Linked DNA regions of Homo sapiens: regions 1, 2 and 4 are each linked to region 3. Evidence: chromatin contacts called from ENCODE Hi-C or POLR2A ChIA-PET data. All regions are on one chromosome and are shown on one strand. Each heading gives the region's core, a stretch centred on a gene start or an enhancer-like site at or near the end of the contact. The rest is flanking DNA. Distances are from core to core; before and after follow the strand shown.

What was found. Hi-C counts contacts between places; a loop is a spot of excess contacts on that map. ChIA-PET counts read pairs that join two places held with the same protein, here RNA polymerase II (POLR2A). Pooled maps may share reads with other maps.
Region 1: a loop to region 3 is called in a pooled map, with 14 times the contacts of the local background. The contact joins two enhancer-like sites. A Hi-C loop is called at or near these places in 1 of 168 maps with a recorded cell type or tissue (chondrocyte) and 9 of 50 pooled maps. POLR2A ChIA-PET finds 5 or more read pairs at or near these places in 3 of 52 experiments (activated T-cell and activated naive CD4-positive, alpha-beta T cell).
Region 2: a loop to region 3 is called in a map of naive thymus-derived CD4-positive, alpha-beta T cell, with 1.9 times the contacts of the local background. The contact joins the promoter of LINC01991 here to the enhancer-like site in region 3. A Hi-C loop is called at or near these places in 2 of 168 maps with a recorded cell type or tissue (PC-9 and naive thymus-derived CD4-positive, alpha-beta T cell) and 9 of 50 pooled maps. POLR2A ChIA-PET finds 5 or more read pairs at or near these places in 1 of 52 experiments (activated CD4-positive, alpha-beta memory T cell).
Region 4: a pooled map shows a loop between it and region 3 (8-fold over the local background). The contact joins two enhancer-like sites. A Hi-C loop is called at or near these places in 8 of 50 pooled maps. POLR2A ChIA-PET finds 5 or more read pairs at or near these places in 3 of 52 experiments (activated B cell, activated CD4-positive, alpha-beta T cell and activated T-cell).

What each region holds. Positions count from the first base shown.
Region 1 is chr3:188,784,745-188,791,933 of GRCh38, forward strand. The region is part of intron 9 of LPP (LIM domain containing preferred translocation partner in lipoma); the gene reads left to right. Among named protein-coding and RNA genes, the nearest start is that of MIR28, 100 kb to the left of the region's middle. Within about 2 kb of position 4,032, at least 2 of the 41 ENCODE cell types and tissues checked have a DNase peak (open chromatin) inside an H3K27ac peak, as active enhancers do.
Region 2 is chr3:187,973,910-187,981,186 of GRCh38, forward strand. It overlaps LINC01991 (long intergenic non-protein coding RNA 1991), which reads right to left and starts at 2,498. Exons shown (of 3, transcript NR_135538.1): 1 at 2,417-2,498.
Region 3 is chr3:188,278,079-188,285,135 of GRCh38, forward strand. All of the region lies in intron 2 of LPP (LIM domain containing preferred translocation partner in lipoma), which reads left to right. Among named protein-coding and RNA genes, the nearest start is that of FLJ42393, 100 kb to the left of the region's middle. Within about 2 kb of position 5,378, at least 7 of the 41 ENCODE cell types and tissues checked have a DNase peak (open chromatin) inside an H3K27ac peak, as active enhancers do.
Region 4 is chr3:187,803,346-187,811,170 of GRCh38, forward strand. No RefSeq gene overlaps it. Among named protein-coding and RNA genes, the nearest start is that of BCL6, 62 kb to the left of the region's middle. Within about 2 kb of position 5,563, at least 10 of the 41 ENCODE cell types and tissues checked have a DNase peak (open chromatin) inside an H3K27ac peak, as active enhancers do.

The DNA of each region.
Region 1 (7,189 bases), core at 2,782-5,281, 510 kb after region 3:
CATATATATATTCCATCATATATATATATTCCATCATATATATATATTCCATCATATATATATATTCCATCATATATATATATTCCATCATATATATATATTCCATCATATATATATATTCCATCATATATATATATTCCATCATATATATATATTCCATCATATATATATATTCCATCATATATATATATTCCATCATATATATATATTCCATCATATATATATATTCCATCATATATATATATTCCATCATATATATATATTCCATCATATATATATTCCATCATCATATATATATTCCATCATATATATATATTCCATCATATATATATATTCCATCATATATATATATTCCATCATATATATATATTCCATCATATATATATATTCCATCATATATATATATTCCATCATATATATATATTCCATCATATATATATATTCCATCATATATATATATTCCATCATATATATATTCCATCATATATATATATTCCATCATATATATATATTCCATCATATATATATATTCCATCATATATATATTCCATCATATATATATATTCCATCATATATATATATTCCATCATATATATATATTCCATCATATATATATATTCCATCATATATATATATTCCATCATATATATATATTCCATCATATATATATATTCCATCATATATATATTCCATCATATATATATATTCCATCATATATATATATTCCATCATATATATATATTCATCATATATATATATTCCATCATATATATATATATATATATTCCATCATATATATATATACACACACACACACACACACACACACATACCCACACATCCCAGTTTCTTTATCCACTTGTTGATTGATGGGCATTTGGGTTGGTTCCATGATTTTGCAATTGCGAATTGTGCTGCTATAAACATGCTTGTGCAAGTATCTTTTTCGTATGACTTCTTTTCCTCTGGGTAGATACCCAGTAGTGGGATTGCTGGATTAAATGGTGGTTCTACTTTTAGTTCATTAAGGAATCTCCACATTGTTTCCATAGGACCAGCCTGCTGATTTTCTCTTTACCTATGTCTCAGTTACCTTTGCTGTTTTGTATTCTCCCTGACTCCTAAGTTGTCCAGTCTCTCTGGGATCATTTTCTTTCTCAATTTTCTCTTTAGTCACCCTCATATCCTCCCAAGCTTTTAGATATCATCAGTATGCTGACATGTCTCAAATAGGTACCATGATGGTTTTGTTACTATTTTTTATCTTAGCCATTCTGATAGGTGTGTAGTAATTATCTCATTATAGTTTGACTTGCTTTTCTCAAAGTGCTAATGATATTAAACATCAGTGCAGGCTGGGCCCGGTGGCTCATGCTTGTAATCCTAGCACTTTGGGAGGCTGAGGCGGGTGGATCACTTGAGGTCAGGAGTTCGAAACCAGTGTGGCCAACATGCTGAAACCCTGTCTCTACTAAAAATACAAAAAAAATTACCCGGGCATGGTGGCGGGTGCCTATAATCCCAACTACTTGGGAGGCTGAGGCAGGAGCATTGTTTGAACCTGGGAGGCAGAGGTTGCAGTGAGCCAAGAGCATGCCACTGCACTCCAGCCTGGGCAACAGCGTGAGACTCCGTCTCAAAAAAAAAAAAAAAAAAAAAAAAAAAAACCAACCATCAGTGCAGAAGAGGATGTGGAGTGGAGAGACTGCATCAATTATATTTTGCTGATGAGAATATAAGATGGAACAACCATTCTAGAGAAAGTTTTGGGAATTTCTTCTTTTAAAACTAATCCTGCAACTACCATGTGACCCAGCAGTTGCACTCCTGGGCATTTATCCCAGGGAAATGAAGACTTGTATATCCCAGGGAAATGAACAAATCAAATATTTGTTCATAGCAGCTATATTTGTAAGATTCCCAACCTGGAAAAAACCCAGATGTCTTTCAACAGGTGAATGGTTAAACGGTGGCACATTCTTACCCTGGAATACGATTTAGCAATAAAAGGAAGGAGTTGTTGATATATGCAACACCTTGGGTGAATCTCAAAAGAATTATACTGAGTGGGAAGGGCCAACCCCCAAAGGCTGCATACTGTATGATTCTATATATAACATTCTTGAAATAACACTATATAAATGGAGAACAGATTAGTGTTTGTCAGGAGTTAGGGATGGGAGACAAGAAGTCAGGGATTAGGAATTGGGGGTTTGGGGTAGCTGTGGTTATAAAAGGACAATAGAAGGGATCATTGTGGTGATGGAACTGCTCTGTATCTTTGCCATGGTGGCAGATACATTAATCTATACAGGCAGTGCAATTACATAAATCAAATACACACACACCTGCATGAACTTACACATATATACAGACAAGTGGAGAAATCTGAATAAGATTGATAGACTGTATCAATCTCATATTCTGGCTGTAATATTGTACCATAGTTTTACAAGGTATTATTGTTGGGGGAAACTGGATAAAGGGTACTTAGATCTCTACGTTATTTCTTTCAACTTCATATGAATCTACAATTATAAGAAAATTTAAAGTTTAATTTATAGAAAAGGCAATTTTAGATTTGAAATAAAATTCCTACATTAACTGAAAAATTAATTAAATATAAATTTAAAATCAAAATTAAAAACCCTTTGACAACTTTAGATCTCTCTCTCTTACACACACACGCACACACACACATACATCTAAGCTTTATTGTCTTTGCTCTACTAACAGTTCAGCTCCCTGTAATTCAGTTTCTATCCCCACCTCTCCACTTACACCACACTTCTGAACATCACCAGTGACCTCTTTGATGTTTAATACACTTAAGACTCTTCAGTCCTTATCATTCTTGAGCTCTTGCAGCATTTAAAGATGTTGACTCTATCTTTGTTTCATTTGACTTCTATAGCACCGTACACTCTGGGTTTTCTTCCTATCGCTGTACACAACTTTCTACCGTTTTTAATAGATTTCCTCTCTTCATTCCTTAAATTCTCCATTTTTCTTGAGTTCTGCCCTAATCTCCCTTCTTGTCTCAATCTGTACTCCTGAGTTATTTCATCTGCTTCCGTGAGTACAAATATCATCTGTGTGCTGAGAACTCTCTGGCCAAAATCTGCAGCTGGATCTCTCTGTAAGCTCCAGATATGTATCTATCATTTTAGCCTGCAGTCTTCATAGATTGGCCCATAGGCCCACAAATGCAACAGTTTCAGACAGAACCCAAGGTGTTCCCTTTTAAACCTGCTCCTCTCTGTGTTCCTTTTCCATGAATGGCATTACCTTGTTGCTCCAACCAAAGGCACAGGAGCTGGCCTGTATCCTTCCTCTTCCTTCAGTATCCCCTCTTATCCACTTATTAACCAATTTCTGACATAATACTTTGGCTTCCTTTATATCTTCTTTCATTTATGAGACAAGTTCCTTCAGTGTTTTCTAGTGACTTTTCATTACTTGGAAGAGACAGTTCATACTCCTCACACTACCATGTAAAGAGCTCATAGCCACATGCACACACATGCACATCCACTTGTGCACACATACCTAAACACACACCCAAAACAGAGAGATTGTCTCATGCCTGTGGCTGGGTAAACACTTGTCCTTGATGGAATGTGTAGCTTTCCCATCTCCATCCCAATCACCTAGCCAAAAACTCTCCTCCTTCAGGCCTCCATTTAGACATCACTTTTCCCTCAAGTATGTGTGATTCTTGTGCCTTATCCTCCCCATCATCCTGTAATAGCATCCTCTGCTTTTCCTCATCATAGCATTTAGAAGACTGTATTTAAATTACCTATTTGACACATACCTCAGTAGCTATACATTTTCCCTAAGGGGAGGGTTGATGTCTTGTTTCTCATTGCATCCTGCAGTAAGCACCGAGTAAGTGTTTCTTGACTCTGGGGCTGTACTGAGTTGAAGAAGGATGACATCACTGACTACAGAACCCTTTGTATAAGCATCAAAGGGGTAGCAGTGGGGTAAATGATCACATCCTGGCTAAATGGTTCCGATTCCTACAACCCTGCAGCACGCCCCCCCGGCTCTAAACCTTTTAGTCATTTCCTGTGAATCTTGCCAGCACTCATTTCATTTTTTGTTTTTTCCATTTTCTTCATCTTTCCCACATAGTATAGACCAGAATGAATCAAGGTCTAACTTATGCTGACTGTCCGTGTTGCATCATCAGTCTTTGGGGCCCCTTCTCAGTTTCTGTGGCTGCTCTTGTGCCTGCTGACTCCATCCCTGTAGACCTTGCTGTTCCTCCCAGTCTGTGGCCACTAACCTCAGTTATTTTTACTGAATGTGTTACCTCATCCATAGTGAGTCTTTTGTTGTTGTTGGGTTTTTTTTTTAGCAACAATGTATTTTTTAATTAAGGTATGTACATTGTTATTTTAGACATAATGCTATTGCACACTTAATAGACTACCATATAGTGTAAACATAACCTTTACTGCACTGGGAAACCAAAAAAATAAGTGTGACACACTTTATTCAATAGTCACTTTATTGCAATGTTCTGGAACCCTTTTTGTTGTTGTTGTTGTTGAACGGTTATTATAACATGTCTGATTTAGAGGAAAGTACACTGAACTGAAAATCAGGAAAGCTGGGCCCAGGGGGCTGGCCTTGAGCAGCTGACTAAGCCTGTACATTTAATTCAAAAAGAGCTACTCAGGTTATTCCCTTAATCGGTCTTATACTTTATGACAGTAAGCACTTACCTCGTTCTGTCACATGGTGTGGCCAGATTATGCATGTACTATGATTCAAAACATTCACGTAAATAAATCTTCCTAACATACAAGAATTATGTGTCTGTGGTGCTTTCCAGCTTTTGATGTGCTTGCAAACCCATTTTCTCATTTAATCCTCACAAAGTTGGAAACCAGCTCACTTACTTATTCATGTTTACAGGAATAATCAACATTGATGCCAATAATTTTGATTATATATTTTAAAAATCTCATGAAATTGGTTTTAAAAGAATCATTTATTAGACAAAAAGAGTGAACCTATCAACAGGCAATTCACAGAAGAGAAAATAAAAATAACAAATGAACCAATGAAATGATGTTCAAATTATTTAAAGAAATACAGTTTAAAATATTATTTTTTCATTCTCAGACCAGCCGGCATTTATAAGTTCAATGCTTGGTATTGGCAAAAGTATGGGAAGCATGTACTCACATGGGCTTGTGATAGGAGTACAAATTAATACAACCTTTTCGAAACAAAATTTAGCACTATCTTTCAAAATTTTAGGTGTGCACTATTTTTGACCCTGCAACTCGATTTCAGACAGTAGGCGTATTTGCATAAAGGCACAGTGGTATTCTGTTTCAGAATACACATTGCAACATTTTTATGATAGAATAAAAGGACTAGTAAAATAAAGTACAGCAACTGCATGCAATAATAACATGGAGGCTATCAGAAAAATAAGACAAATCTATATATGCTAATTAAAGACACCTTAAAAACTATTTTAGGAAAAAACAAGGTACAAAATAGGACATAAAGGATCTGATTTGTGTTTGAAGAAAAATTTCAAACATGAGTGTTTATATGTGAATGTGTGTGTGGTGTGTGCGTGTGTGTGTGTGTACATGCTTATACAGGCATGTATAAGCAATCTGATACATGCCTGTATAAGTATTACCCAATCTTTTAGTGATTATCTCTGGAAAAGAGTTTTACTTTTCATTCTCTACCCTTCTATGACAGTTGAATTTTTGAATTTTTAAATGAATAAATGTGTGTGTGTTGTGTATTTTTAAAGTTAACATACAGACTGAGCGCAGTGGCTCACGCCTGTAATCCTAGAACTTTGGGAGGCGAATCACCTGAGGTCAGGAGTTCAAGACTAGCCTGGCCAACATGGTGAAACCCTTGTCTCTACTAAAAATACAAAAATTAGTCGGGTGTGGTGGCGGGCACCTGTAATCCCAGCTACTCGGGAGGCTGAGGCAGGAGAGTCGCTTGAACCAGGAGGTGGAGGTTGCAGTGAGCCAAGATCATGCCACTGCACTCCAGCCTGGGCGACAGAGTGAGACTCTGTCTCCAAAAAAAAAAAATGTTAGCATATAGCGTAGAATTCAGCTTTTCTTATTCTAGGTAGCGATGGTGCTTTTCACTGCTTTGCCCAACTTAATTGACCCAAGTAGAAAAGTCTTCAAAAAAAAAAAAACGCTTTAGAAAAACACTTTAGACACTTTAGATTTATGTGACTTCAAAAGTCAAAAATGGTAATAATCCTGCTTAGGCAGAAGCCTTGCCCTCAGTCCCAAAACATGATGGACAAGCGGGTGACTTACCTGTGGCTTTTCTTGTATCTTGCAGTCTGTCAGCAATCATGAAATGTAGGCCTCAGAGTGGAAGGGCCCCTAGAGACCATCCATTGCCTCTCAGGAGCATGGTCATTCTGCAGATCAAGGTCCTGCTCTGGGAGAAATGGGTGCACACTCACTCTGCGTTCTGTCCAGCCCTTCTGCCACCTACATTTCTATGCTTTTCTCTTACTGCTAAATAGCTTCCTAAAGGAAAAGTGAATGGTCTTTGTGAATTCAAACCTCATTCTGTTGCTTCCCTATTTAAAACTCTTCAATGAGTCCCTCTTCCCAATGCTCTGTCTCTAGTTGTTCTGTATATAAAAGCTAAACTTCTTCACATGTTTCTGTTTCTCTTGTTTATGCGATCGTTTGTCATTGGCCTTGTGTTGGTGATGTATGTTCTGAATGAATAGGCTCCAGCAATTAAGTGACTGAGATGAAATGCTTTTGTATCTCTCTAGCCTCATTTCTTTTTTTTTTTTACCACTGTGATGCAAACACATGGAACTACTGTTCTCCATTGCACCATGATTAGTCTATCCGTAGTCTTTTGTGTGTGATCTTTCTGTACCTAGAACACTCGTCTTGGGCTTTTGCCTGGCCAGTACATTGCCATCCTTCAGGTCTCAGCTGATTTTTCACTTCTTCCATGGAGCCCCCTCTGACTTCACAAGATTGCGTTGTCCTGCTCATATGTCCTGCTCAGAGCATGCTGCATGTCTCACTTCATAGCACCTGTTATTTTTTTAGTATAGATTTTGGTTTTGTTTGCCTGCACCCCATTCCTTGAGGACAGGGAAAGTTTCTGTCCCCCTGTTGTGTTGAGGACACTATTAAGTTCCCTG
Region 2 (7,277 bases), core at 1,248-3,747, 310 kb before region 3:
TCCTCTGAGGTAAGCTAGGGAGGATTTATTATCCCCATTTCACAGATAGAAAAACTGACACTCAGAGATGTGCAGTAACAAGTTGCGCTCCCTCTTAGCTGCCTTTGTAGAGTTAAAAAAGGGAACATGGAGACCATGTGCTCCTGGATGTTCCTCCACGGAGCCCAGCAGCTTTGGAATCCTCTCGAGCTTTCAGGAGGAGCCCCTACTTCAGGCTTCAACAGCTCATTTACTGGCATAGTGAGATGCTAATGATAGAAACCACCAAATGGACAGTTTTAACTAATCTGACTTCCCCCTTCACTAATGAATGCAGCCACTTTGTCCCACAAAATCAGTAGTGGGTTAGAACCCCTTCTTTCCTTCTGGTAGAATTCACCTGCCTCTGGTTTCATCAGCCAAGAGGCCTGAGAGCAGCCAATCAAGAAAGCAGCAATCAAAGTAATTTTTAAAGGAGTTGATGAAATTAAGAACATTGGGTTTTATTAAGCCAGGTCCAGAAGACCTTCCTAGCTGTGAGACCTCATGCAAGTCATTTCACCTCCCTGTGTCTTACTTCCATCTGAAAAATGGGTCGAAAATAAGCCCCGTCTGACTCACCATGTAGACTAGTTCTAAGATCATAGTTAGGTGTTATTAGCACCTTGTAAATATGTTCTCAGAAGGCGAGGGGTACTCAGTTCTATCCATGCAGGAATTTCCAAACATGTAACTCAAGGGGCAGAGAGGTAGCCTAGGAAAAGCATGGGCCTCATGGGACACAGACTACTAGGTGTGGCACGTGCAGTGACGCCTGCATTGTGGTGAGAAGAGAGACACAGGGATGCCACAAGCAGCTACACAAGACCCCTTTCCACATGTACCCAGGCTGACAAAATCACCAGAAAATACAAGCCTTTAAAAGAATCAATTAGTCCCACAATTTTATTCCCCAGGGAAGATAAAATTTACACGCTTCCTGTAATCAATCAATCCCACAAACCTCTTGAAACTTCAGTCAGAAAATTTGCAAACTGCTAAGCAATACACAACTTTTTTTATAGGTGGCAGACTAGAGGTGGGAAGGGAACATCAGGCTCTTTGATACATGTAAACGAAAACATGTTGGTCTTTAAAGAGTTATGATGAACTCTCGGTTTTTCAATAGGAGACTAGAATTTTAAAATCATAGACAGTAGAGCCAGAAAACCTCTTAGAGGCCATTTTCTAATGTATCCTCCCCCCACCCATTTTACAGAAAAGGAAACTAAAACTCAGACAGACGTGACCTGCTTCCAGTTATACCACAAGGTAAAATCAGATAAAATCATGAGCTGTGTCCCTTTCTGCATTTAACTCAGCACACATTTACTAAGCACCAACCAAATTCTTGCTGAAGAAACAAAGATGGATAAGTCGCAGAATGCATCTTCAAGGAATTCAGAGTCCATTAGGGAGACAGACATATAAGCAGATGATTCCAGCACAGATTGGCATGTGCTATATTAATGATACAGAGTGCTATGAGAATACACAGAATTGGGAGTGGCTAATTCTGCCTGGGGTTGCCAGGAAAGTCTCCATCCAGGAGTGGGCATTTGAGTGCATTGACAGATAGAGTGGAAGAGCATTCCAAGCAAAAGGAAAAGAGTGAACTAAAGCAAGGGGACGGGAGAGAACACAGCTTGTGTGGAAAGCCCCACACAAATAGTTTGAAACAGCTGGAGGGTTTATAGAAGGTGCTGCAAAACCACCTCAGGGGATGTCACTAGGTCACAGCTGCCACCCTCCACCTCATTTGGCATGCTCCCTGGGGCTACGGCCTGTGTCCACCTAATGGGCCAGTATAACACCTGGCCAAGTGCCGATGGCATGGTGGGGCTTAATGAATTCCCTTTGAAGATGAGAGGATTGTGAGGGAGAAAAGAATTTGCCACTCAAGTGAGTCAACTGGAACGGAAGGTGTGTCCTGGCTTCTGAGACCTAGCACTCTGGCTGGTTGACCAGACAGCCGAGGTCACCTCCCCTGGGGCCACAGGGTTCTACTTGGGAACATCAAGTCTTTTTTCAGCAAGTTGTTCCTAAGCCACAACACTCTGGCTCACCCCCTGCCTTTGTAGTTTTACCAGTATAATTGATCCCAGAGCTCGGTTTCTGCCATACCCCTTGGTTTCCTAGGGAGTGATGATATATGCAGGCCTCCTTGGAGCTGCAGCACAGCCCAGGCCTCCTGGGGGAGAACACGGAGGGATATGTAAGAGGCAGACATAAATAGTCTTGCACTGCAGTAGTCATCCTTTTGGGTGCTCTGAGCTTCCTGTCCTGAGCTAAGATTTTCCTCTGGGGTTAGCTGAGGCACAGAAAGATAAACAAAGCTTTAAAGTGACTCCCCTCATTGGAAAGCTACAAGCACTTCCAAGACACCATTTTTTCCTACCTTCTGATAAGCGTGTCTAGGCTTCCCATCATCACACCCTGTGAAGAATCCGTAAGGTGTGTATGGGAAGAGGAGAGACCACTTGAGTATGAGACGTCTTTCAAGTGCCCTCCCACATATGCTAGGTCTACAAAATGTCAAAACAGCCAGGCAAATCATGCCAGGATTCATCATGGCAGGGGGAAACCAGTCACCCCTGATACTCACCATTGAGCAGCCCAAACAACTCTTAATGACTAAGGTTTTTTCCACTTACACCTGGTTCTTTTGCTTTCACCACACAATCGTGTTAGCAAATGAGATCCTTGAGTAAGCAAAACAGGTCCTTCACCGATTATCTTGTAAAAACACATTCCATATCCTACTACAGATATTTAGAGCAAGCAACATTTATTCACCTAGGTTTTTCAAAACACGCCTCCAAGCCATTTTTACCATGTAGTTGCTATGATCTGAAAAATCAAGTGTGTGCACAAGCAGGCAGCCAATGGCTTGCGAGAGAAGGATAACTGGGCAAAGAACAAAATTAAAAGCAAGTCACAGATGCAGAAAATGCACTTACAATTTATGTAACTGGATTAGTACCCAGAACACAGGAGGAAGAAAATTCTACACATCCATAAGGAGAAAAAAACATAGAAATAAATGATCAGTCTATATCAACAAGGAAAACTCTGAAAAGGAAATAATCCTAAAAGAAATGGAAAGATGCTTAACTTCACTGATACTCAAAGAAATGCAAAATAAAAAATTAGGAGATGCCATTTCAGACCCATCAGATTGGCTAAAATTTTAAAAGTCGGACAACATGAAATGTTTGACATGATAAAGCAATGACAAAACATGTAGACACTGATGATAGGACTGTAAATGAAAAAAAGCCATTTTGGATAGAAATTTGGCAATATCTATCAAATTTGAGGTTTAGTAGACCTTATATCTTAGCAATTCCACTCTTGGTATACAACCAAGAGAAGCTCTTGCATACAACCAAGAGAAGCTCTTGCATACCTACATAAAAAGCCTTGTATTTAAGAGAATTGTTTTTAAAAGAAAAAAGTAATTTAAAAGTTCATTAGTAGGAAAAGGCTTTATAAATTGTGATACATTCATATGAAGGGATATTATATCAAATTTAAAGTGAGTGAACTGAAACTAACGTATCAATATTGATACATCTAAAATAATAATGTTGAATACAAAAGCAATTTTTAGAATAATCAATATTATTCATGCAAATTTTAGTAACATGAAGTAATACTATATATTGTGTTGTACACATACTTACGGAGTAAATCTACCAAACATGGACAGGACAGACGCATACATCTTTGAGACGGTAGCTATTCTGGGGAGGAAGGAAAAGGGCTGGAAGGAGGCAAGCGACAAAGGATACAGTTATTTTTGGATTTCGCTTCTTTAAAAAGCTGAACCAGGTATAAGGAAATGTTAACATTCTCAAAAAATCATGGTGGTGGGAATGTGAATGTAAGGGTCAGTATAAGTTAGGTTTTGCTGCAATAACAGAAACCCCAAATCTCAATGGCTTAAAAGAGCAAAGATTTCTTTTTTTATTTCATACATTGTAGGTTGGCAGAAGGTGCTGCTTGTTGTTGCCACTCAGGGACCAAGGCTGACAGAGCAGTCACCACCTCCTTGCTGGCAGCTGCACCAGAAGGAAAGAGAGAGCAATTACATGCTCCAGATTGGAAGTGACACACGCTGTCTCCTTTCACAGCTAAGTGGCCCAGACTAGCACCTGGATTTACCTTGCTCAAGGGCCAGGAGTGCAATTCTACCATGTTCCCAGAAATGGAAAGAACTGGAAATATTTAGCTAACAGCGTGAAACTTCACTACGATGGATGTTTGTTACAGTACTTGTCATCCTTTTTTACATGTTTGGATTATGCTTCATATTTTACACAATGGGAAGAAAAGCCCTGGTTTTTAAATCAGGAAGGGTGAGTTTTAGTCTGAGAAACAGAAGGTGAAAGAGTCAGTGGGTGGTGGACAGCAGTGGACAGAGGCTGTCAGTCCCATATATCTGCCTATTCCCAGGCCTGTCTCCATGACTGTAATATCCACAATGATGCTGCAATTATCCCTTCTCCAGAAATGCATGTCCATGTAAATGACCCCAAGCAGGTTGACCTTCTTTGCTTTTGTTTCTATCCACTGAGGCTGAGTAGGCAATAGGAACCCTGATACAAAGAGATGTGGTATGCAGGTCACGGATTATAAGGTCCAAAGACTTCACTAAGTCAGTCCCAGCTCTGCCACTCACACTTCCTGTCACCTTGGGCAAATTGCCATAGTGCCCATGTCTATTTTCCTCCTCTGTAAAATGGGCATAACAATAACACTAAGTCTCTGAATAGTTGTGATAAACAAATGAAGTATGTAAAGTGTTTTGTAACTGTAACGTGCTGTACAGAAGGTCACTGTTACTAAAGACCCAAATTTCACTGCAAGGGAAGCCTCAGTCCAGATTTACATTTCTGGCCGACAATGACTCACACAACTTCCTTCACCAGAGCCACCTGGTTGACAAAATAGACCCAGGCATCATTCTGTGGTCCAACTACTTGAAGAATCTATTGATTTCCCCTTGCGAAAGTGAGTCTGGGAGCGGGGATTAAGCATTACTGCAGATTCCCCAGGGGAGAATAAAGGGAGAGGCTATGATTCCTGTGAACACGGCCTGAATGGGGAGATGCTCTAGGCCTGGACTGAAGCCTGGGTCTCTGGGACCCATGGAATATTGGAGCTGGAAGAGCACACAAGGGAAACAGTGATCTTTCCCATCATTTTTGAAATGAAGAAACTTAGGCCAGGAGGGCCAAAAAGGATGGCCCTTCTCAAACAGCAAGAGAAAGATAATCAAGAGATCTGAGATTTATCCCGGGATCTTCTATTAACTCAGGGCAAGCCCCTTTTTACCAAATGCCTGTTTCCTCACAGGCAATTCAGGGATTGAACCTGACCTCCATGGTGATTTCTAATGCCTGTTACCTTAAGTGACACTCAGTTCTATTACATGTAAAATGCAGTAGAGTTCTCCTGAAAAGTGAGCTTTCTGGTCCAGGTATTGACTTTGTAGGTTTGGCTCTCAGGAGTTATCTTCTTGTCCCCCTATTCACTCTCTGAATGCCACCTATTTTCCTGCTAAAAAAATGCTTCTTGGTGTCTTGCTAATTTTTTTCTTAGACCTTGGAGCCTTCATGCTCTGGACTTTCCTCTTACCTAACAAATATTCTTACCTGCCACTGTTACCTGCTCTGGGGGCTTGGCCAGAATAGCCTTCAGTGGGTAGCAGAGAACATGAGACATAAGTCTTGCCCCCAAAGTCACTCCCAGGGGATGCCCTGTATGGCAATATTGCTGCTGATAACATTTCCCCAGAGATCACAGGAAGCTGCGCAACCAGATGCAAGTGTATGTCTGATCTACAGGCAGCAGGTGCATCCTGCTTTGACAGGAGACGCAAACTCTACAGGAGGATCTCTCATGCCATATTACCTGGGGCCTTGCCCCTGAGGCTGACACAGTTTCTCCTCAGAGTTTGCACTAACTCATTCTGCCAGCAAGTCCCAGGAACAGAGAAAAGACTAATGCCTCCATCCATAATAACAAAAGGTAGCCATCACACCTGCAAGGCACTTCTTAGTCTGCAAAGCACTTTCATACCCATTAGCTTATTTGATTTTTATGAAGAACTGAGAGGTAGCTGGGGAAGGGATTTTTCTCCTGTGTTATAGATGAGAAAGTTTATCTGAGGCCCAGAGAGGTTAAAGAATGTAAGGTCAGATCTTTTGATTCTAATTCCTGTTCTTTCCCCATGGTACTACTGAAGTATTATCATCTTATTATAAAATTATATTAACAATCAAGCTAGAGGGTCTAAATCACTCTCAAATATATAGATACTCATCAGCTCTCTTTTGCCCTTCAATTAACAATTTAGGAGGAGAAACCATTTCTGAAACCAAAACAGCATTTACATTGTGGTTTGTGTATTATCTGGTGTCTAGAATCCAGGTCTTTAGTTAACCTTTTCACCCCTTGTCCATTTTCACCCCTAACTGGGTTTTTATTTTGATCAGTACAACTGGAGAAGGAAAAGCAAATGCTGTTGTACTCGTCATCATGTGGGTGTCCGCAACCTCAAAATGTCTCCTTAAAGGGATTTCCAAGGTTGAAGGTCATAACAGGAACTCTGTACTGTCTAAGACCTGTAATGATTCCCTATTGCTTAGAGGGGGCTGAGAACCAGCAGCATCAGCATCATCTGAGAGTTTATTAGAAATGCAAATTTTCAGGTTCCACTCCAGACCAACTGCATCAGAATCTATATTTTAACAAGATCCCTCAGGTCACTGGTAGAGTCCTTTATTTACCCCAACTGCCTGTGAAGGCAACACTGTCCAGTTATACATTCTCACTTCACATCTCGCCTTTGCTCCTGCAATTATTCCTTCCCCTTGTTTGTCCTTGGACCAAATCCTTCCCATGCTTTAAAGTCTGTATCCTCCAAAAAGCCAAGCCAGAGCTTCCCAGGAGGGAGTAAACTTTCCTTCCTCTAAATCCCAGTGCCACAGGCCCTGCACTTTCTATCTTAGATTATGATTTTTATGATCATGATTTATCTCCCTCTTTAAATTATGAGCTCTTCAAAGTCAAGATCGAGGTCTGATTCATTCCTATATTTCCGAAAGCAACGCAATACTTTGCACAGTTCCTACTGCAAATTAGTTCCCCAATGCATTTGTCCATAATATTTCTTTCTGTTTCTAATTGAGGTATCTAGAGAGATTAAGAAATTCAGGTTATTTTTCTTATTACTTTAGTCAACAATTATC
Region 3 (7,057 bases), core at 4,128-6,627:
ACACGTACTATGTTCCAGGCACTGGGTAAATTGCTTTCTATTGTTCATTTCATTTAATCCTCAAAGCCAGCCTATGCAGTAGATACTAGTGATCCATATTGGATGGATGAGGTATGGATGGATTAGAAAGGTTTATGTAGCTTACCCAATGTGGCACAACTTGTAATGGCAGGGTCAGACTTAGAAACTAAATCTCTCCAATACTAGCTTTTGATTTTATTTTTACCCTACTCACCCCTGATATTCGTCCCCTGGCCTTTTCTGCTTACCTGGCTTGGAGCAAGTCCTCATCTGCCAAAGACTATGTAGGTGGTTGGAAGGAGTGCTCTGTCCTCACCTCTTCCTCCCATGGCACCTGCAGCCAGAGACCTGCTGTGTGTGCTATATACTCTTCTGACCTCTCTGATTCTGAATCGACTCTCAAGGCTGAATTGGCTGACATGCATCTTCTAGTGGATTCATTGTTTTTCATGGTTTACTTGGTTTATGACAAGCTAGGGACAGCTTGACATTTGCTTTCCCGTCAGTGGTCTGGGGACGTGCACAGAGCTGCTTGTTTCAGATCTCCTCTCGGTGTTTCTCTACACTTAGTGAAGACTATATAACCATGGCTCTATTATAATACAATACGTTATAATAAGATCTAGGGGCATTCTCGAGAACTTGGGAGCAATCTAAGAAAGGAGAGTGAGGTTGGAGAGAGGCGTGTCCTTTGCATCTTCTGGTAGATGATGGTGGAGGCTGTGTAATAACACGCCAAAGCCTAGCCCACTTGAAAGCATCACGCTCTCCAGGGAACTGCCTCAGCCTGGGGCACTTATATTATCCATGCTTAGCATTTTTGTATTACTTTACATTTGTGAACTGCTTTCCCATGATTTATTAGCTGTTCTTGTTTTTAATAGCCCCTGGAGGTACATTGATATTCAGGCTTCTGAGAATGTAAATGCACAGGGAACGTTCATCTCATCAGATATTTTTGGATCTGGGTTCAGGACTCTGACCTCCTGGGATGAGGCCATTTGGGGTCACTGCCTCCCATGGATTAGTAGGAGATCAAGTGGACTTAACTTCAGCTCCTAAAGTCTCCAAGGCACAGCCATGGAATGACTGCAGCTATTTAAGGAAATGGCGTAGAAGCCATTATCCAAAGAGCTGGATTCCAGTCCTGACTCTGCTGCTGACCAGCTTCACTGGCCTTGAGTAGTTGCTTTGCCTACCTATGCCTCAGACTCACCCTCTATAAAACAAAGGTAACCTCTCAAGTCCCTTTAGACCCCCCATTGTATTAAATATAATTCTGTGACTTTGGACTCCTTCTCTGGAACCCCTTGGGTAGCCAATGAATTATATGACAGGGAACATGGGTATAGATATAACCCATTAGGGGACTTGAATTGAGAAGGTGCTCACCTTCCTTTCTCTAGGATTCAAGGACCAACTGACAATGATATGCTTTCAGATTCATTTTAAGAAGCACACAATCCTCATTCACTATAAAAGTAAGATAGCGAGTGGAGCTGTTAGAGGAAAGTCAGACTGGAGCCAAGACCATCATTTCTGTATCTTCTGGGTGTTGTAGAAAGTAATTAGCAGGCTTGATTATCTCACTGGTTCAACACACATTTTAGGGATGTGATGTAATGTGAGGAAACATTTAGTTGTCAGATTTTAGGGCTGTATCAAATTTATTCTTGCAGGAAAAGTCTAGTTGTCCTGGCAACCTAAAATTGATTTCTTTTTGCTCTTGTCAGCTGAAACTGGTCCCCTTTGAATCATTCCTCTAATTTAATATAGAGAGCTGTGTGTCTCCACCTGGTGACCGAATCATTTTTAATGACAGGTAACTCCAGCAAATGGCTCCTCTTTCCTACCTGAGCCAGAAGCTATAGTTTATTACTACCTTCACCCTGTGTTGTTCTCTTTGTGTTTATTTATTTGTCTGTGGAGTGAGGTGTGTAAGTAAAGTGGCATTCAATTAATTAAGAGTTTAATCAGGCCTGTAGAGCAGTGATGTAATTGGCAGCCAATCACTGCCTTTCGTTTTCAGTGACCTCCTAGACATGAGTGGGATTCGAATGGGCTCTGGAAGAGGGAGTCCTTTTGTGTGGATGTCTAGCATTTTTGTAACCCGAAGAGGGTGATGTAATGGCCCAGATGAAAGGAGAAAGCGGAGCTGCATGGCTGCTTTCTGCCTCTGTCAGTCATCTCTATCAAGGGGGTGGGTCATCTATGAAGGGTGGAATCGACATCATTAGGAAGAAATTGATGCCTATGACAATTGAAGAGGTTGTGAGAGAGCAATTTGCTTTCCTTAAATGGTTGCAAATTTCATGGACCACGAATGCCGCATCTCAGGATACAGAAGAGAACTTCTGATGGGGAACGGCTACCAGTAATTTTGAGGAAACCCAGAAATCAGCAGAAATGCCAGAAAGTGAGGAGACGAGGAAATAGGTATTATCAAAAAAGTCCAGTGCCCATCCCCCACCCCGCCCCCAAACGAAACAGGTATCCAGAGTCTAGAATCTGCTGATTTCATTGTGATTCCAGTTGTCGACGGTCCTATGTAGACAGGTGATTTGTGAGTCTTTGAAAGGAAGTAGTGTTCACCAAGAGCCAGAACAGGGTCTTAACCAGTTCCCGTTTTGTCTGGGTTAACCAACTGGTGGATTAACACGATGACACAGACATAGTGGGGAGAATGTGGGCTTTGGAGTTGGATTGTCTGGATTTAAATCCAGAGTCCAGGTCATTGTATACAAATGACCTTAGGCCAGTTGTTTAATTTTTGTGACTCAGCTTCTTCTTCATGTCAGTTCTATCCTGGGGCTAATGATAGGACGACAAAGGAATTTTTTTTTTTTTTTTTTTAAGAGGGAATCTTGCTGTGTTGCCCAGGCTGGAGTGCAATGGTGCAATATCTGCTCACTGCAACCTCTGCCTCCTGGGCTCAAGCGATTCTCCTGCCTCAGCCTCCCAAGTAGCTGAGATTACAGGCGACAAAGGAATTTTTGAAGACAAAATGAAATAATGCATGTGAAGAGCTTAAAACAATTTGCACATATGAATTATTTAATAAATGTGGTTCTTACTACTGTTTGTAGGAAGACATTTGAATTTAGTAAAGCACATAAAAGCCTTTTACATATGTATGGATAAGTCCGTAAACAAATACACACTTATTAGTGATGCGGGTTTAGAAAGAGTATATTTCTTGGTGGCAGAAGTTCCAAAGTCAGGCCAGGCATAGTGGCTCACACCTGTAATCCCAGCATTTTGGGAGGCTGAGGCAGATGGATCACTTGAGGTCAGGAGTTTGAGAACAGCCTGGCCAACATAGCGAAACCCCGTCTCTACTAAAAATACAGAAATATTAGCCAAGCATGATGGTTCGTGCCTGTAATCCCAGCTACTTGGGAGGCTGAGGCAGGAGAATCGCTTGAACCCAGGAGGCGGAGGTTTCAGTGAACTGAGATCACCCCACTGCACTCCAGTCTGGGCAACAGAGGAAGACTCTACCAAAAAAAAAAAAAAAAAAAAAGCTCCAAAGTCATATTGCAAGGATGAGGACATAGGTAGGGAAGGGGAAAATTTGTGACCATTTTTGCAACTTTCCAAACTCCTTTCTCCTCCCCCATCTTTCTTTCTTCCAAGAAGTTACCGTCATTAGCAATTTGCCATGTGTCTAGTTTTTGTCTCACATTTATATACCTGTAAATATATGTTTATTTTTTGCTTTAAAAACCTCAACAGTTATTTGTATAAAATTTAAATTCTTTGTTCTTTCATGAAATATCATGACTACAAACATTGAAATAGTTACTCCGAATTGCAGTCACATGTTTTACTTGTATATAATCATTCTTATAGGCAGAGGGATAACTGTAACCTTTTCCCTTCTCCTTCTCACCTTGCCCTTTGGGAGACGTTTCTTCCCTTTTTTTGTGTCTTTCTACCTTGTCCTTCTCCTCCCCTCCTCTCTTTTCCCTTCCCTTATATTCTGTTTTCTTACCGTTCGTCTCCTTTTCTCTCTCCTTCCCTCCCTCCCTCCCTTGCAATACTTTCCTACCTTTCATACTTTCTTTATTATATTTTTAGTCTCTTGTCTTTAGCTTAATATGGGGCTCAGTGGCCAGGCGTTTACATAATATTGTGGGTCCTTGAAACATCAGGTCTTGGACACCTAGTCTCAGCTCTGAATTGTCAGGTTCCTGCTGATATACTTTCTGGGTCCACTGTTGCTTTGTATTTAATACTGGAGGTTGTGATAACATTGTCCAGCTTCAGGAGGCCATGGTAGCGCAGGAGGGATGCATGTGTTGTGTAGTTCCTTGTCTGGAATGCAGGGTGACAGGAGGTTGGCTTGTGTACACATGTTCATCTCCTTGGGCTACTGGAGAGGGAGTCTTTATTTTGGTGGGGTGCTCCTAAGAGCAGTGAGCTCAGAGCCTCTGTCTTGAGACTTGCTGTGTGTTTTCTTGGCCTCCCAATGCTCCTGGCATAAGTGACATCCCTGCTTAGGACCCTACACTCATGATTTCAGGCAACCTTTCTGCCTTCCTTTTGGCCCCTGCCTCTCCACCCCATGTTCATATTCTTCATCCCAGGTGCAGTGCCACCCTGCTGGCTACCTCTGCCAGGCAGCATCCTTCATGCTTAGCTCAAATTCCACCTTCTCAGAAACATCTGACTTCACATTTGGTGTCAGTCTCTCTCCTCCTCCATTTCCCATCACACAGTTTGTACTTTCAGAGATACTTTCATACACCACCTTGTATTCAATGGGTGGTATCTGTTTCTGAGTTCTGATCAGAGGGCAGACATCTCTGATCCTTTGGAGGCTAGCTCAGTAGCTGGCATTTATAGGCACTCTGTAACTGTTAAATTGAATTACTGAGGAGGCCTGAGGGGTTGGAAGGTCAAATGCAGTTAACCCAGGGAACTAGAAGGGCCCCTGGGAACTTGGTTTTGGAGCATGGCTTTTATGAGCAGCTATCAGCTTTTCCCCAGGCTCCTTCTTAATCCTGTCTCTCTAGAGGCACAAGGAGAGGTGGTGTTTGCTTAAGATGCTGGTGGCATTCCTAGTGAAGTTAGGTCAGAATGTGCCATCTCTTCTTTAGCTCTCAACTTCTTAGAGTGTCAACCCTCCTCATATTGGAAAAGCTTAGCTTTTAAAAAGGAGAAAGTGGTTTACATGATGACCTCTGAATTTTTGACTTTGATTATTAATCTTCTTGAAGAAGACTTTGCAGTTGCCCCTGTTACAAGGAAAGCAGACATGCCAAGTTGCTGCATTTGTGAAATTGAATGAAATTCTGGCTGCGTTTTATGGCTCTGACCTTTGGGAACAGTCCAGGGTCAGACTGCTCACATGATGTGCTTGATAAATCCGCCTCCCAACAGCACTGTTGAGATCTTAACTAGAATTGCTACTTGCGAAACACCTTTTTCTGACTTGCAGTTCAGATTCTGCATGTACTGCTGACTACTGCTTCTAGTGGCTCATTCAGATAAGTATGCTATATATTAGGTAGAAAGAGGATGCGTGATACTAAGGAAAGAGAAAAAGAGCCAGCCCAGGACACTTGGGTTCCAGTGCTAAGTCTGCAAGAGACATGTTTGACATGGGGCCTTAGTTTTCAGATCTATAAAATGGAGACACTAATCATTATTAGGAAGGGTTGTCAGGAGTTCGAGACTAGCCTGACCAACACGGTGAAAGCCCATCTCTACTAAAATACAAAAATTAGCCAGGCGTGGTGGTACATGCCTGTAATCCCAGCTACTCAGGAGGCTGAGGCAGGAGAATCGCTTGAACCCAGGAGGTGGAGGTTGCAGTGAGCCGAGATTGCGCCACGGCACTCCAGCCTGGGTGACAGAGCGAGACTCCATCTCAAAAAAAATAATAAAAATAAATTAATAAAACAAAAAGAGCTCCTCCTATGAAAGCTCTGGAAACATCCTCCACCAAACTGGTTGCACTTCTCTAGGCACAATATGGTTTATATCCTTCTAAAATCAGCATCTCGGCCGGACGCAGTGGCTCACGCCTGTAATCCCAGCACTTTGAGAGGCCAAGGTGGGCAAATCACCTGACCTCAGGTGATCCGCCTGCCTCGGCCTCCCAAAGTTGTTGAGATTATAGGTGTGAGCCACTGTGTCTGGCCAGGAGGAGCTCTTACAGAGCTGGAAGTATTTACTCAGAGAAAGATGGAGTTAGAAGGGAAGGTTGAGAATGAGAGACAAGTTAGTGTTTATTCAAGGTGGAGGTGCACAGGCCTAATGTAGGACAACGGCAAGTGGGTTGGAGAAGAGGGGCTTACGGGAAGGATGGGCAGGAGAAATGGGATGGGACCCAGGAGGCCCAAGGGGGAGGTGGAGGATTCAAGTCAGAGCTTCAGATGCTGGGTCTGGAGACACTTTCTGAATGCCTAGGAGGTAGCTGTGGTGTTTTGCAGGATAAGAAAGACAGAGGCTTTCTGTAGCTACCATCCTGCTAGGTGAAATGAAGGGATGGTCTGGGATGTGTGTGTATGTGTGTATGTGTACCCACATACGTGCATGTGTGCATGAGTGTGTATTGGTAACAGAACCAAGGAGATCAGGGACTTACCCAAGGCCATACAGCTGGGAAACAGCTTTCATTTGATTACGGTGCTAAGTTTAGTAATGACTGCGAGAGACAAAAACGGGCAGGGGGAGCATGTAGGGAAAGGGCCTCGGCCCCATTTCCTGCCCTCTCAGGCAGGTAGTGAGTAGGAGTTTTAGGTTTCACTGTTTGATAGCATCACCTCCTCTGCTTTCCCAGAAATTATTCCTCGAAGTATGACTCGAATCATTCCTCTGTTGGGAGATGTATCGGTTCAGAGCTGACTTTCTGCTCTGGTTGTTTACTGAAAAATGGTAGCACTGGCAATTCAGAGGGGGCATAAGCAAGTGAAGAAAAAAAAAATGAACAAACAGGGCATGTGAGGTCAGGGGCCCTGGTTGTGAGTCCCGGCCCTGCTTTTAGAGACCCATGTGAATTGGGCAGATCAATCAACTTCTTAGTGCC
Region 4 (7,825 bases), core at 4,313-6,812, 470 kb before region 3:
AACACAGGTACAGAAAACCAAACACCACATGTTCTCACTCATAAGTGGGAGGTGAACAATGAGAACACATGGATACAAGGAAGGGAACATCACACAAGGGCAAGGGGAGGGGGAGCATTAGGACAAATACCTAATGCATGCAAGGCTTAAAAGCTAGATGGCGGGTTGATGGGTGCAGCAAACCACCATGGCACATGTATACTTATGTAACAAAACTGCACGTTCTGCACATGTATTCCAGAACTTAAAGTAAAATTTAAAAAAAATGCAGCTTATAAAATCATTGAAAAAGCCCTATTTATTATTATTATTAATTGAGGAAGATGTAGAAAATATCTAAAAGGAAAGATAAGAGAAACAATCTCATTACAAGGAGTTGGTGCTATTTAAATTTTATTGTAGTTTCCTTCTTGTATATGTCTGATTTTGTGTAGTTGAAATCATGATTCTGTATATTACAAAATACATTTTGTTGATTTTTATATAGCTAACACACACATAAGGTACAAAATTCAAAAGGCACAAAAGGGTACGCAATGAAAAGCCAGTTTCTCTCTCGCCCCCTGCCTCCCACAACCAGACTTTCTCTTAAATGTCTCATAAATCCTTCCAGGGGAGTCCTATGCCTACCATTGTACATTTTGGAGTGAGTTAATAGCCCTTAATCCTTCAAGGTTCTCAGGAACCAAAAATTGTTATGAGAAGGAAATACATCCCTAATGCAATGTATCTGTGCTGATAAAAGATGCAATTATACTACCTCTATGCCAGTTACATAAGCAAATTTATATAGTACAAGTCTTTCTAAGTAATGTTCTCATATTGACAACAGTAGTTGCAGGTACTCAACCGAGACACACTCCCTTAACAGGCATCCATCCCAAAGATTTCCCAAAGATGTCCTCAGTAACCAAAGTGATTCGAAAAGCTCAGAAACATAGATATCAGAGTCTGCAGTTCTCGGCGGTGTAGCGACTAAGACACTAACCCCCATGCCAGGCTCCTAAATGCAGGCTTCACCTTCTTCCAAGATCAGACCTGGCAAGTACTCTTCCTCATCTTGTTCTGCCCTAGGGTGCTGGGGGTGGGCAGGAAGCATGGGAGGGGTGGGTGGGGGAATTCCAGTTCAAATGAAGCAGTTTAAAGAAAGTCATTTCCATAAAATCTTGCTTAAAATAGAGAAAGCCATTCTATGCTTACCGAAACTCTGTCCTCTTCAAACTCACCCCCAACCCACCCCCAACACATAAAGAAGAGGAGGAGCGGGATCCAGGGTTTCCCTCGAGATCTTGGGCCGTGTGCGCTGCCCCACGGGCTTACACTGACACAGATCCTCCCACCTGAGTCTTCACCACCCACAGTCTCATTGTGGATCTTCTCCCCAGTAGGCAGTTTCAGGAGTTTTTCAGGAATCTGCTAGTTTGGAAGTTTATTTACCAGTGAAGTGAATTTCCCTGTCTGCTCTCCTTCCTCTCCTCCCAGTACCCATCTGATAAAGTTACAGAAGGCATCTCGGATTCACAACAACCCTCACCAGCCCCCCACTGAATAGCACATCGTCTGGCAACAGGAGGCGTTTGATTACATTTGGATGGAACGCCTGCATCAACTCCAGTTGTCCCTGAATTGGAACTGATGGGCCTCACGTGCTGCAGCCAACAGTTTGCCTTCACCCACTCCCCTCTCCGAAGGGAACCTTTCTTTGGGAAAACAAGAAACCTACGTGCCATCCTGGGTGAGAGACTAACAGGAGCTGTGTCCCAGCATTGCCTTCCAGGCGAAGCAGACAAGAGTACACTCTCAGAGGTGTGAAACTGCGAGCCGTGCTTCAAGCATCCTAGAAAGAACCTCTAAACCAGGGGACCCAATTGCCCTCTTCAAAGTACCTCTATGCCTCTATGTTCATTTCAACTCACAGGCATTGAGTTCTTACTACATGCAGTATAAGGCATTCTGCTGTTGTCTCCTTAGCAAGCCCTCATAGCCTCCCCTCTCCCATTCTGACTTATTTACTCAGACACTATTCTGTAGGCAGAATATTGGCCCTACAAAAATGTCCATGTCCTGTCCGTGTCCTAATGCCCTGAACTTGTGAATATGTTATATTACATGGCAAGGGAGCATTAAGGTTGCAGATGAAATTAAGCTTGCTGCAGCTGACCATAAAACAGGAAAATTATCTAGGGTTATTCATGTGGCCCCAGTGTAATCACAAAGACCCATAAGTAGGAAAGAGGGAAGCAGAAGTAGAAGAGTCAGAACTAGAGTGGTGGTATCTTGAGAAAGACTCGAACTGCCATTGCTGGCTTGGGGGATGGAGGAAGGGGCCAGGAGCCAAGGAGTACAGGCAGCCTTTACAATCTGGAAAAGGCAGGAAAACAGATTGTTCCCTACGGATTTGTTGATTTTAGTCCAGTGAAATCCATTGTAGATTTCCGACCTCCAGAACTGCAAGAGAATAAATTTGTATTGTTGCAGCCAGCAGCAACACATTCACTGTAGACCTCCTATGTGCCAGGCCTGATACCTGGTGCTGAGAGGGCATTCTCACAGCAAGGGATTTGTACCTTGTATCAGTCATCAGGGTCCCACTAGGGAAACTAAAGCTACTCTAAGTGTCTGAGCAGAACGAGTTTAATGTAGGTCACTGGCGACACAGGTGGTGGAAGAAGTTAAGAAGCTAACCCAGACATTAGCAATAGCAGAAGTTATTACGCTGGTGCTGCTAGACTAGGCCAGAGAGATAAAGAAAGGAGGTCATGTTACTGGAATCCAGAAGCCAGGGTCACCTGGTAGAAACTGGACCACGGTGGGCCTGTCCAGTAGAAGCTGGAGCTATGGGTGGGGATAGAACGAGCCAGAGGTGCTGGCAGAGGCAGAAAGGGAGAGAAATAAACCCAGCTTCTTCCTGCCTCCTGCCCCTCTGTCTCCTGACAATGTCTCCCACTGGCTGTGCCCAGGGGAAGCCAGCTGATGTGGGTACTTGGGATACACAAGGGTCATCCCTCTGTGGTTGAGGGAAGAGCAATGAATGGACTAATGAATCCGAGGATAGATTCATTCATTCCTTTGTAGTTAGGTGTGACTGAGTTCCAGCTAACGGAACATGAGTGGAAATATATGTGCCACTTCCAGGCCTGGCTGTGAAAACCTCCCATGCACACTCCAGCATGGTTCCCCCTCCTGCCAGACTGGTATCTATTCCTTCTCTGTGTTGGTCTCCATGAATCTTGAAATATAACTTATTGTTTAAAATCCAAGTTTTTACCATGATTTCTAAGGCCCTTCATCATGTGGCCCTTCCCTAGCTTCCCACTCTCATTCTGTGTGTCCTGCCCTCATTCACACACCACACTGGCCTTTGCTTTGCTCTCAATATCCCAGGCACGTCCCATCTCAGGGCCCTGCACTTGTAGCTTCTGCTGGACTCCTCTCCTCTTGTCTTTCTCTTAACTGATAACTGTTCACCATTTGGATGTCAGCTCGACTGTTATTTAGTTAGGCGACCACTTACTCCATCTAAGAAAGGCCCCCTTCAGCTTAAATGACAGTCACATTTCCTTATTTTATTTTCCTCATGATACCTGAGATGATTTTGGTTATGTGTTTATTTATGTAGCATAACCTTCCCAAACCTGTAAGCCCCTTGAGGATAGGAGCATGATCTTAATATTTGCTATATCCTTGTATCAGTCAGTTAGATGTTCACCAAAATCTTTCTTTTTCTTGAAAATAGAGCAGGGCTCATTTCAGATTCCTTTGTAGTTAGGTGTGACTGAGTTCCAGCTAATGGAACATGTGTAGAAATATATGTGCCACTTCCAGGCCTGGCTGTGAAAACCTCCCATGCACACTCCAGCATGGTCCCCCCTCCTACCAGATGATGACAAGGCCTCAGGGAGTAGTAGAGGGACGAGATGAAAGAAACCTGGCCTCTTGAATGACTAAGTGAAGGAGAGTTGCCCCAGCAACCTACATTCTCCTCCAAGACTGTTATGTGAGCAAGAAATAAGTTCTGTGTTGACTCATTACATGAGGCTACCCTAACTAAAACAATGCCCAATGCCAAGAGCAGTACCTGGTCCATAATTAGCCCTCAATGAACAGTGATTGAATGACTGACTATTACACACTTAATAATGATGTGTTCAGTGATGAAATGTCTTTTCCCAACACTCGTTCTTCATTTACTAAGCTCCCTGAGGACAAGGATGTTTTATCAATCTCTATACACTCTGTGCTTTCCACTGTACCTAAACCTCAGTAGTCATTCAATGGATGTGTGTTGCATTGAGTTTCCAGGCAATGTAAGGGAGACAATGACTGGCAAAGCATGGTCAAGATGCACGAGCATGAGGAGGTGTTAGACATGCCTGTGACCACCAATGTTGGTGCAGTTCTTGCAAGCTTACCAAGGGCTCTTCACCTGCTTCTTATTTGTAACAACAATTCTGAAATGTAATAACTTTTATAATTCCCATTTTAGACATAATAAATATGAGTTCACAAAGGGATCTTTGCTCAAGATTTTACTTTTTAAAGTGATAAAGCTAGAATTCATTCATTGTTTTGTTTTTTTTGAGAGGGATTATCACTCTGTCACCCAGGCTGGAGTGTGGTGGTGTGATCTCAGCTCACGTCAACCTCCCCCTCCTGGGTTCCAGCCATTCTCCTGCCTCAGCCTCCTGAGTAGCTGGGATTACAGGTGCCCACCACCATGCCCAGCTAATTTTTGTATTTTTAGTAGAGATGGGATTTCACCATGTTGTCCAGGCTGGTCTCAAACTCCTAACTTCAAGTGATCCACCCACCTCGGCCTCCCAAAGTGCTGGGATTACAGGTGTGAGCCACTGCGCCCGGCCCAATTCATTGTTTAAGAATACTTATTGAGTGCCTAAGATGGGCTAGTGCCCTGGCTGAATCTTCTGCACCTACTAGGGGCTTAGGAAATATGAGAACTCAAAGTTCTGAAGAAATTGGAATTACCTCCCAGAAGACAAATGGGAGGCTCCAGGCTCCAGCCGAGGACTGAGAAAATTGCCTGTGTCATGCAGCCGACGTGTTGAGCTGGGATGCCACTGCTGCTGCTGTGTGCCTTATGCAAGTTTCTGGGTGGTCTGCCAGACTCTCCTGGAATCAACAACAGCGCAGGGACCCCCTTTGCAGCTCTTCTACTTGCCCGGGCTAATGGCCCTGGCATTCTAAGTCTGCCCTTTTCCATACATTCTTTCCTCCTTTCTGTGCCAGGATTTCAGTAGATGATTTAGAGTGAGTTCCGGGCCATTTAGCTCAGAGATTTGGGTGAAAGTTTCCTCCCACCCATCCCAGGCCTCAGATAGCCCATCAGGGTATGACCAGGTCCTGTGAAGGAAGGGGAAGAAAAGCTTGTGGAGATTTTCAGGCACAGGGTAGGAGACGTTTCCTCAGCTGCTGCATTTGCCTACTGTAATCTGGCTGTACAAGGCTTGTCAATAATAGATTGGTTGAAAATGTAGGACAAAAAACTCAGGAAGACGTAACTTGCCTACACAGAGACTGCAAAGGCCCCTGGAGGGTTGCTGGCAGGCTGGATGATTTGTCGCTGCAAAGAGGGAAGGCGCTGTTGCCTGAAGGGGCAGGTGGCCGAAAGAAAAGAGGAAGATTAGATGACCAGTTCTTCACAGGGGTTCAGCCTTTACCAGCCTGGAGACACTCCTCTCTGTGCTTGAGCGCCTCTCTCTGTAAATAAATCCAGGCTGCTCTTACAGTGCAGGATGTCCCACATACCGTACATCTGAGGTGGGGTGAAATACAAATATGCCTTTTCATAATAGCTTTACACCTGGTGCAGCAGAGGACTGGTTTATTACCTTGGTAAACAAAAGTTAGAATTCAAGCAAAGTACAAACTTTGCCGAAGGCACTTCTGACAGTGCACCTTGTGTTTGTGAAGTGAACTCGATATATATACGATGTGAAGCAATGGAAGGCTGGGCTTTTTCTTTCTTTCTTTCTTTCTTTCTTTTTTTTTTTCACTTGTCTGATTTGCAAGGTTTAAAAGTTCACGTGTGTGTGTGTGTGTGTGTGAGAGAGAGAGAGAGAGAGAGAGAGAAAGGTTGGGGGAATTTACTTTGGCTCTGGCTTTTTCCAGCATTTTGAAATCATGCTGTTTAGCGTGGAAAAAAATATGTGAGCCAATTTATATTGTTTTCCAGAGAGAATGTACTTCTTGCTGCTCTCAGAGTGACAATGAGAATTTTTGGGTTGGAGACAGGGTAAACCAGTTTGGGGAACACACAAAGGAACCAGGATTTGCATTAAATCTAACTTAAATTAAACAATAAAAAATAAATATTTATTCAGTGCATTTTTTTTTGCACCAAGCACAGAACCAAAAACTTTCATCACCATTATTTCATTTAGTCTTCTCAACCGCATGAAGCAGGGATTCTTGATCAAAATATCCATTTCACAGGTGAGGAAACTGAGGCTATGGTTGCTCAAGTATTCAAGCTTGTGTGTTCTAATTCTAAATTCAGGTTTTTATGCATGTCCCCTAAGCTGTGCACGGGATCACAGACTATATGGTGTCCTGTCACTTTGCTTCTTTTTCCTGAACCCCCGCATTTTTCAGCCTTGTTCTCTGCCTCAATGAATAGTGATTGTGCCACTTCCAGGCCTGGCTGTGAAAACCTCCCATGCACACTCCAGCATGGTCCCTCCTCCTACCAGGTGATGACAAGGCCCCAGGGAATAGCAGTACTTGGGGAAATGACTGATCTTCTCCGTTCTTTGGTGTATTTCTGCCCAGATGATCTCCATACTGCTTACTTATCACCTAGTCATTTGAGCTGCCCTACGACCAGCCAGCACCTTCATGCATTCCAATACCAAGGATCTGAAACATGTGGATTAGATTTCCCCTCAAAACACACATAAGCCGAAAAGCTAAGGCAGAAAGTGCAAAGCAAGAACACATCTTATGTTTGGTTAGCTCCACAAATGCCTCTGCATTCTCCCATCCCCAGCTTGAATAAATCAGATAAGCTTCAGCAAAAGCATCTGAACTTTTTGGATTCTTTTCCCAAACAAGCCTTTGAACCTGAAGAACTTTGCCTATCTCTGCGTGTTCACTCCTCAAATGTTCAGCTGGGGCTTGCCCACTGCACAGCTCAAGCTGGTGAAATTTAACTCTTTCATCCACAGATTACTTTCCAACCCGTCTGAAGTGACAGTAAACTCATTAGGCTCATTTTCAAGAAGACTCTCTATGAATGTGTCAGCTTATGCCTGTCTCCACAGACGAAGGATTCCTTCAGGGAACATATTAAACTGAGACTAGTGAGAGGTGATGCCATTAAAGCGTTGTCAGTTCAGCAGTTTTATGGTACCAGAGCTGTGGCTGCTTGTCCTTAGCAGGATTTCAAGAGAAAGCCTCGTCTCCCTCCTCCAGATCCCCTGCTACCTCCACCCCCTACCATGGATGCATCTTTAATTGCAGTTCCTTGAGGAATGCCTTTGGCTTTATTTATTACAAGCTGTTAGAAAATTATTGGAACACAAATACTTATTACAGTGAACAGATTTCAGTTGCAAATGGATTCAACCCAATTCCTGTGCCCAAGCCCCTGAGGGAACAGGAATGGAGATCTCTGGGCTGTGAAACGAAACTTGGTCAAGGATGCTTCCTTCAGAGACTCTGCTCTGAAAACCCAGGAGAGCCAAAAAGTGGAAGGCTAGCATTTAAATGAACTGTAAAGAGCATCTAACCAACCCCTTTGTCTTACAGAGGAGGAAATGGAGGTTCAGTGGAAATAGCAAGGCCAAGGCTAAAATAGCCAGCCAAC